2 separate regions of the Homo sapiens genome follow, and region 1 is linked to region 2. A link is a loop called in an ENCODE intact Hi-C map of the cell type or tissue named here. Cell type or tissue: Caco-2. All regions are shown on one strand. Each heading gives the region's core, and the rest is flanking DNA. Links, peaks and the distances in the headings are about the cores only. Region 1 has its middle 70 kb from the start of RAPH1. Region 2 has its middle 17 kb from the start of RAPH1.

The links. A loop is a pair of places that touch in the nucleus more often than their neighbours do. Peaks named below come from ENCODE experiments on the same cell type or tissue, not always from the same donor. Only the 100,000 strongest peaks of a DNase experiment are listed, where the experiment ranks them.
Region 1: a loop joins it to region 2, with 7 times the contacts of the local background. A loop is called at or near these places in 1 of 110 quality-filtered maps.

Annotation. Positions count from the first base shown.
Region 1 is chr2:203,603,501-203,607,899 of GRCh38, reverse strand. No RefSeq gene overlaps it. Among named protein-coding and RNA genes, the nearest start is that of RAPH1, 70 kb to the right of the region's middle. In Caco-2, for the core only: no CTCF peak of the experiment used is centred there; a DNase peak (open chromatin) is centred at 2,453.
Region 2 is chr2:203,550,007-203,554,405 of GRCh38, reverse strand. No RefSeq gene overlaps it. Among named protein-coding and RNA genes, the nearest start is that of RAPH1, 17 kb to the right of the region's middle. In Caco-2, for the core only: no CTCF peak of the experiment used is centred there; a DNase peak (open chromatin) is centred at 2,375.

The DNA.
Region 1 (4,399 bases), core at 241-4,240, 53 kb before region 2:
CAGAGATGGTGCCACTGCACTCCAGCCTGGGTGACAGAGTGAGACTCCGTCTGGAAAAATAAAATAAAATAAAATAATTTTAAAAAGGGACCCTACCCAAGACCACGTGGGTGACAACGATAGAACCCAGCTGAGAAAGTCTGTACGGAGTGGACTGCAGGAAAGCAAGGGTCCCCCAGGACAACGGCCAGCCCAAGGAGACTGTATCAATGCTGCCATCAAGGGAGCGCACCCCTGACAGGGAGGCAGCTGCAGACTGCCGCAGCTTATGAGACAACCACGTAGGAATTCTCCGTCTCATCCCCTTACCTCTCATCCCTCTCCCTGCCCAGCCCCAGGTCAGCAACAGTAGCTATTGAGTAGGGGAAGAGGGAAACAAGAAGAAGCTGACCACACACAACCTGCCACTGGCCTACCTGGGGATGGGAAGAGCCATACCTTTAAATGAAGATTAAAATGTGACTTCTTATTTTGGACTAGACGTTTTAATTTCTGAGTGGAGATAATGAAGCTTAAAGTAACTTTGTAATTCAGAAATTCATGGGACTGCCCAAGTTTTCAGGGTTAAGGGAAATACTTTCCTTCCCTGGATACATTGTTAAAGTCAAAATTTTGAAAGACAAAAATATGGCTGCCTTTTGTTTATTTCCTATGAACCTGATTTCTTCAGTGTGCCATTTATGTGTCCTTTATTTTTATACTAAAGTTGGGAATAACCTAATTATCAATTAATAGGAAAATAATGATATGGAAGTACTATATTTAGTTTATGCTTTCAAGTACATACATATAAAGTATTAAACTTAAAATACAAAATGTCAAATTATACATAGTATGATTATCATATAAAAATGTATAGTTGGCCGGGCGCAGTGGCTCATGCCTGTAATCCCAGCACTTTGGGAGGCCGAGGTGGGAGGATAATGAGGTCAAGAGATGGAGACCATTCTGGCCAATGTGGTGAAACCCCGTCTCTACTGAAAATACAAAAATTAGCTGGGCGTGGTGGCGGGCGCCTGTAGTCCCAGCTATTAGGGAGGCTGAGGCAGGAGAATCGTTTGAACCCGGGGAGACGGAGGTTGCAGTGAGCTGCGCCATTGTACTCCAGCTTGGGTGACAGAGCGAGACTGCATCTCAAAAAACAAAAAGGGTAATTTATATGATGAGCATAATCATACACACACACAGTAAGATGACTAGAAGGAAACATATTGCAGGTTTAAAATGGTTATTTTGGGGTGGTATGAAGCAGGAATTTTTATTTTCTTCTACGTATTCCTCTGTATTTTTCAGCTTTGTCTTCCTTTTTTTCCTGCCTTTTTCATCCCTATCCCTCAGTCACACAGGGGGCTGTCCAGTGGCATTGCTTAACCATTGGCAGCCAAGAAGTCAACTGCTTTGGGAGGCTGAGGCGAGTGATCGCCTAAGGTCAGGAGTTCAAGACCAGCCTGACCAACATGGAGAAATCCTGTCTCTACTAAAAATACAAAAAATTAGCCAGGCACGGTGGTGGGTCCCTGTAATCACAGCTACTCAGGAGGCTGGGGCGGAAGAATCACTTGAACCCAGGAGGTGGAGGTTGCAGTGAGCCAAAATCATGCATTGCACTCCAGCCTGGGTGACAAGAGTGAAACTCCATCTCAAAACAAACAAAAAAGAAGTCAACTGATGTCCCAAGCATGGGCCACTTCCCCACAGGTTCTCTCCAATGTTCAATGTTTCACAAACTGTTTTCGGCACACCTTTAATTCCAAGACATGCAATGCACATTAGAACATTAAATATTTTGAAATATCCTGCAAAAAAAAAAAAAACCCCTTGAAATTTGTTTAACCCAGGACTTTTCATATCTTTTTTTTTTTTGACCATACACAATGGCTAAAACAAAACAGAACAGAATGAAAATATTAGCAGTTTAAGCAACTTGAGTTTGGGGGAATCCTGTTTGGGAAATGCCACCCTGATTTGTAGCTCATCAAGGCAACAATGATTTCAGCTGGGAGATTATTGCTAAGGTACTAGGTGGCTCTGGGAGGTCACTTCGTTCTTTTCAGCAAGTCTTCCAGACATAAATCTTGCTTCTTTGTCCATTAAGAGAAAATAGGAGAAACCAACTACTGCTATCCAAAAAGCCTCATCCCACCCATTTTAGCCAAAGACAGATGAAATGAAGCAAAAATAGGCCTATGATTGATGGACACATCAAAGTCAAAGGATTTTTAGAAGCAAAATTACTGTTTGAAGAGTTTTTCTGGACTTTATTACTTTTTATCTCAATGCTTTGTCATGTTGAGTGTGATTTCTTCACTATGTCTCTTTTAGATATCACTATTTATCTTATTGAAGTCCAAAGTTGGATTGCCTTAAATAAACCCTGTAACTGCTATAAACCTAGCACCACAGCCAGGAAAACCAAGTTGTGTAACAGGAAGGAAAATGATTATCCAACCCTATAAGTTCAGGCACGGGGATCTCCCTTTTCCTTACAGTTGCCTGGAAGTGATGAATCCCTAAGTCTTTCTCATTGTTAAGTCCCCAGTAAGATGTCTCCAAGGCCAAAGTACCTGCAGCAGTGTGAAAAATTTTCAGAGCCACCAATAAAGAAGGGAATCTGTATTAGGTCTAGAGTTTCTAGGGTACCTGCTGGGTCTTTTTCTTTTTACCAATTTCCCACAAAGATTTCACCCAGCAATGTGAGGTCCTCTGCAGGAATTTACAGATCACTTGGGACTTCATCACACACACCTATACTTTATCATTCTGAATACACAACTTCATTCCTCCTGATCACAGACAGACCAAGCTCTGTATTTCCTGACACATTAAAAAGGTTGTATTTTTTAAGTTTTTCTTCTTTTTTTTTTTTTTGAGACAGAGTCTCGCTCTGCCACCCAGGCTGGAGTGCAGTGGCGCGACCTCGGCTCACTGCAAGCTCCGCCTCCCGGGTTCACGCCATTCTCCTGCCTCAGCCTACCGAGTAGCTGGGACTACTAGGTGCCTGCCACCACGCCGGGCTAATTTTTTTTTTTTTTTGTATTTTTAGTAGAGACGGGGTTGCACCGTGTTAGCCAGGATGGTCTCCATCTCCTGACCTCGTGATCTGCCCGCCTTGGCCTCCCAAAGTGCTGGGATTACAGGTGTGAGCCACCGCGCCCGGCCAGATTTGTTTGTTTTCTGGAGGAGAGACATAATTTCACTGTATAGTGCTTAAAACCTTCTTATAGAAGTGTGATATTTATTGTATCCAATTTTATGTTTCTCAATACAATCATGCATTTTTTAACGATGGGGAAACATTCTGAGAAATTGTCATTAGGAGATGTTGTCGTTGTGTGAACATCATAGAATGTACTTACACAAACCTAGATGGTGTAGCCTACTACACACCTAAACTACAGGGTCTAGCTATTGCTTCTAGGCTAGAAACCTGTGTAAAACGTTACTGTTCTGTATACTGTAGGCCATTGTAACACAATGGTAAGTATTTGCCCATCTAAACGTATCTAAACACAGAAAAGGTACAGTAAAACTACAGTATTGTAATCTTATGGGACCACCGTAATACATGCAGTCCATCCTTGACCAAAATGTTATTACGCGGCACACAACTGTACTAATCTCCTAAAACACTGGCTTTAATCTCCACGTTCCCACTTTTGAAACAGCAGGGAAAGTCCCAAGTGATAAGCATTAGCAGATAAATGCTTACGTCCAGAGGGAACTGCAGACACTTTTAAGACCAGCTGGAAATCATTTTTTTAATGTGTGGGAAGTGTTTCCTTTTATAATCTATATTTCATTTAGAGCCATGTGACTGATAGTGGCAAGACATTTGTGGTTAAAACACAATAAATGAGCAATAGAATACTTGACCAGAGGGAAAAAAGATGTTATACTAGAAAAAAACATGAAAGGCATAAATAATATATTGAGAAGGTCACTCAATGTGAGCCACTAAGCTACCCAGTGTTATTGACATCATGCATTATGTATGGACCTATTTTACAAACCATTGTTCTTCTCCCTCCCGAATGTACTGTGAACGAATGACAGGGAGCCCATGCTATTCCTCTTGTGCTATTCTGGTTGAATCTGAGGTTTGGTAATTTTCCTAGCGGAAAAAAAAAATCAAATTCATAAAAAATGTTCTCTGACTACCTGGCAGAAGGCCTGAGACCATATTCAGGATGTGATACAACACAATTATTTGATTGCTTTCTTTTTCAACACACATTGGAGCTCTCCAAAATTAGTTTTGCCTCCATTCCAAACTCTGTTGGCACGGCTCTTTCCCAGGTCCTCTGATGAAGTGAAAGTATCTACTGCTGATGTGTTATCCAAGGAAATAGATGATACTAGTGAAAAGATTCAAATGGAAATTAATATGGATGTCGTGTAG
Region 2 (4,399 bases), core at 81-4,080:
CTTCTCTCTTGTTCTTCCATCATCCTTGGCTTGTTGCCTTTGATCACTATATACTGCTGCAGCATGCAGCATGCTCATATTCAAGGCTGGAAAACAAAAGTAAGAAAAAATGTTCTTGCCAGGTATGCTTAACCCTATTTATCAGGAAAGCAAAAGATTTCTCAAAAGCCTGCCCCTTACTCCCAACAGACATCTTTTAATAGTTCTTGCATTAGAATTGGATCACATGGCTACCCCTCACAGCAAAGGAAGGAGGCTGGGGAAGCTTTGGGGTGGTAAACAATACTATCCTTCATAGTTCTCACCCTAGGTACTCTAGGCCTGTGATCCATCTGGCTCTTGACCTCTTGGGAAAAGGAATAGCACTACCACAAACCAGGGCAGTGCTACACACTTCCAGGCCTCCCTACTACAGACCACCTGCCTGGGATTCTACTCATTGCTCTGACATGACTGCATGGCTGTTACTCTCAGGAGACTGTCTGGTTGAGCCGCTTCCCATTGCCTTAGCCCTCAAAGCACCCACCCTATGCCAAGTGGTCAATCTGAAACTCAGAGCCACCCTCCCTCACCACCACCACCCCAAACCAAGTTAGTTAGTAGAACTGAGCTCCCACAGTGACCATGGGACACAATTCAGCATTTCGGCCGTAGACTGCATTTGCTTTTATGTTTCTAAGAATATACCTGATTCATAGTATATTTGAGAGCTTACTAGCTCTCAATAAAAGTTTTTTGGTGAATCAATACATGATGGATGAAGATTAGAGTGACAGAAGGTCAGGCAAAGCCAAAAGTCCAGAAGAAATTATCCATGGTAATTCTTTGTTCTGTGTAATACTCTAGGAGTACACATTTCTATGTGATAAAAATTTTGATGTAGATGATTTATTCTTCAATTGCTATGCCACTCAGAAAATGCTGGAGGAAAAAGGTTTTTCTCTTGTTTCTTGGAATCTTAAGGAAAAAGTCAGACACACATCCTCACGTTACACTGACAGCTAATTGCTGGCTTCCGTGTGTGCAGTTTTAATGTCCCAGATTCTATGAACCATGATATATAGACATGGGTAATTAGTGGCAGATGTATATATCTTTTTCTTTAGAATAAGTTTAAGGAAATATAATTAAGGAATAGTTTCAACAAACATTGATATTTATTTGTTTTATTGTGGGTTTTGTTTTTTTTTTTATTTGAGACACAGTCTTGCTCTGTCACCCAGGCTGGAGTGCAGTGGTGCCATCTCAGCTCACTGCAACCTCCAGCTCTCAGGTTCGAGCGATTCTCATGCCTCAGCCTCCCAAGCAGCTGGGCTTACAGGCACGTGCCACCATGCACAGCTGAAACATTGGTATTTAATTAAAAGCCATGTTCCCTTTAAATAATACTTAAAGGAAATAATGTTTCTATTAAATAAAATTATAAACTATAAGTAAGAAAAATGGTAAAAATATTTAGGAAAGAAATCTTTCACTTAGTACATGGTAGGGATTTGACAAATATTCTATATAGACGGCCCTTTAAATAGAAAAATGCATGAAAAGCCCTTGTGGTTTCCCATGATTTGTTGTGGTAATAGCAAAGAATCTCTGTTATATATATATATATATATATATACACACACACACACACATACATACACACACACACACATATTACTCATCCTACATTACCATATATTCTAATTATAATATAACTTTTACTTAGCATTGCTATCATATGCATAAATGTATCCAAAACTAAAGCAGAAGAACAGAGAAGTCTCCAGACAAAATGGAGACTCCTATGTTTCCCTTTGTCAACACATGAGCTTCTAGGAAAAGAAAAGCAATAATTACAGAGCAAAAGTTATTACAGAAGTTGCAAACATATCACTGAAGAAACTGCTTGTAGTGACTTGCCTTGCTCTTTACCAGATTATTTTAGGAAAAAATATCAGTGGATGTAAGTTAAATGTAAATATACATGAGAGTATTTACTACAAATCATCAGGTGATTCTTCTTACAGTACAATCGTAACTATCTAAATTACATTCTCATTGACATTTTTAAAGGTAGAGTCATGCTCTGAAAGGACAAAATACCTACTGGAATTTTCTAACTTTATCAATTGACCCCGATTACAGGTGCTCATACTTTTAATATTTTACCTACTGGAATTAAACTTGTAGGAAAAATAAATGTAAACTATGAAAACAATTTTACGCACCCATTTTATTCCTCTGACCTTTGACTTTTCTTTCCCAATCAGAATTTCTAAGTTAATTTGTAGAAGAGGGTAGGTATCAAGTATAATGGCTTACTGGTGATTGACCTGTTTGCAGGCAAAAGAGTCTCCCTGTTAACTCAGCTGAGCAAGCTTGCGCAATTTGACTGTGTGGGAGGATGGAGCTTTTGAGATAGGTATTTATGGCGTTCTCTGTGTATTTTCCTCTTTCTTGTCCCATATTCAGGAAGATAGTAGGCCCCGTGCTTCTTTGCTGCAGGGAATATTAATATGTCACAAGGAGGAAAGCAGAAGTGGCTTCCAAGATACTTCCCTTCTTGGTCTTTTTTTCCAAACTCCTAAACACATAGAGAGGTCTATGCTGGATTCCCTGGAGGAAAAAGAGAACTGGGTTTGCCTCTGGGGAAAAGGGTGGGTATGTCTTGACAATGAGAGATGTTTGTTTTTCTGTGTCATTCTGAAGTCCTACTAAATAAGAAAAAAAAATTTTTAAATACATGACATTAATATAAGAAATTTTAAATTTTTTTTAAAAAGAGAAAATGAGAGCTGTCATGCACGCTTGTTCTTCTCCTGCACTTTCATCCCTGGTAGTGCCTTGAAGATGGGGCCATCTTATTCAATTCCTTACTTTTTTTTTTTTTCTTTCTTTTTTTTGAGATGGAGTCTCGCTCTGTCACCCAGGCTGGAGTGCAGTGGCGCAATCTCGGCTCACTGCAGGCTCCGCCCTGCGGGGTTCACACCATTCTCCTGCCTCAGCTTCCCGAGTAGCTGGGACTACAGGCACCCGCCACCTCGCCCGGCTAATTTTTTGTATTTTTAGTAGAGACGGGGTTTCACTGTGTTAGCCAGGATGGTCTCGATCTCCTGACCTCGTGATCCACCCGCCTCGGCCTCCCAACGTGCTGGGATTACAGACGTGAGCCACCGCGCCCGGCCCTATTTTTGTATTTTTAGTAGAGACGGTGTTTCACCATCTTGGGCAGGCTGGTCTTGAACTCCTGACCTTGTGATCTACCAGCATTGGCCTCCCAAAGTGCTGGGATTACAGGCGTGAGCCACCACAACCAGCCTCAATTCCTTACTTTTAGGCAAAATTACCCTTAATCCATTTTAAAAAGACTTTTTTAGAACTACCATAGAAATACATTATACAGGCCTGGGATGGTGGCTCACGCCTGTAATCTCAGCACTTTGGGAGGCTGAGGCGGGAGGATCGCTTGAGGCCAGGAGTTTGAGACAAGCCTGACCAACATGGCAAAACCCCGTCTCTACAAAAAATACAAAAATTAGCTGAGCGTGGTGGCACACACCTGTAATCCCAGCTACTCAAGGAGAATTGCTTGAGCCCAGGAGATGGAGGTCGTAGTGAGCCAAGTTCTCACCACTGCACTCCAGCCTGGGTGACAGAGAGAAACTGTCTCAAAAAAAAAAAGAAAAGAAAAAGAAAAAGAAATACATTATACAAAGTTCAGAACTCATTTTATTGTTTGACACCCTTGTAGTGAAAAATCTATCTAGACATACTTAAATTTCATCATGTGATTATATGCTTATGCCCCACCTCATTCTTCATTCCTAAGGAGGAAGAACCCTAGCTTCTGGATAGCAAATTTTCACAAATGTTAAGATTGTTAGGTCCTCTTCCATTTTTTCTTCTCACAGCTAAATAATTCTGGCTTCTTATTTCCCCATCAGGTCTTACTTCCCATTCTTAAATTATCTTTGTGGAAATGATGAGAAAGCATACAGCGTAAGAATAACAACTTAGTGTCATGAAACTGTCCTCCAATGTACTAGGCCATTTCTCACTCACAAATGTTCACAATGTCCACTGCACTTTCTTCCACAGAGGACTCTCCCTTAATATTTCTGAGCTTTTTCTTAACACGTGATTGAATTAATCAGCATGCACGGGTAGCTCTATGAGTGCAAAATGTAAGACATGGTATAGTTCTAGTCCTCATGGGGTTTATAATTTATTTGGAGTAACCTCAAACCATAAAAAGTGGACATAAGGGCCAGGCACAGTGGCTCATGCCTGTAATCCCAGTACTTTGGGAGGTCGAGGCGGATGGATCACGTCGTCAGGAGTTCGAGACCAGCCTGACCAACATGGTGAAACCCTGTCTCTACTAAAAATACAAAAATTAGCCGGGCGTGGTGGTGCG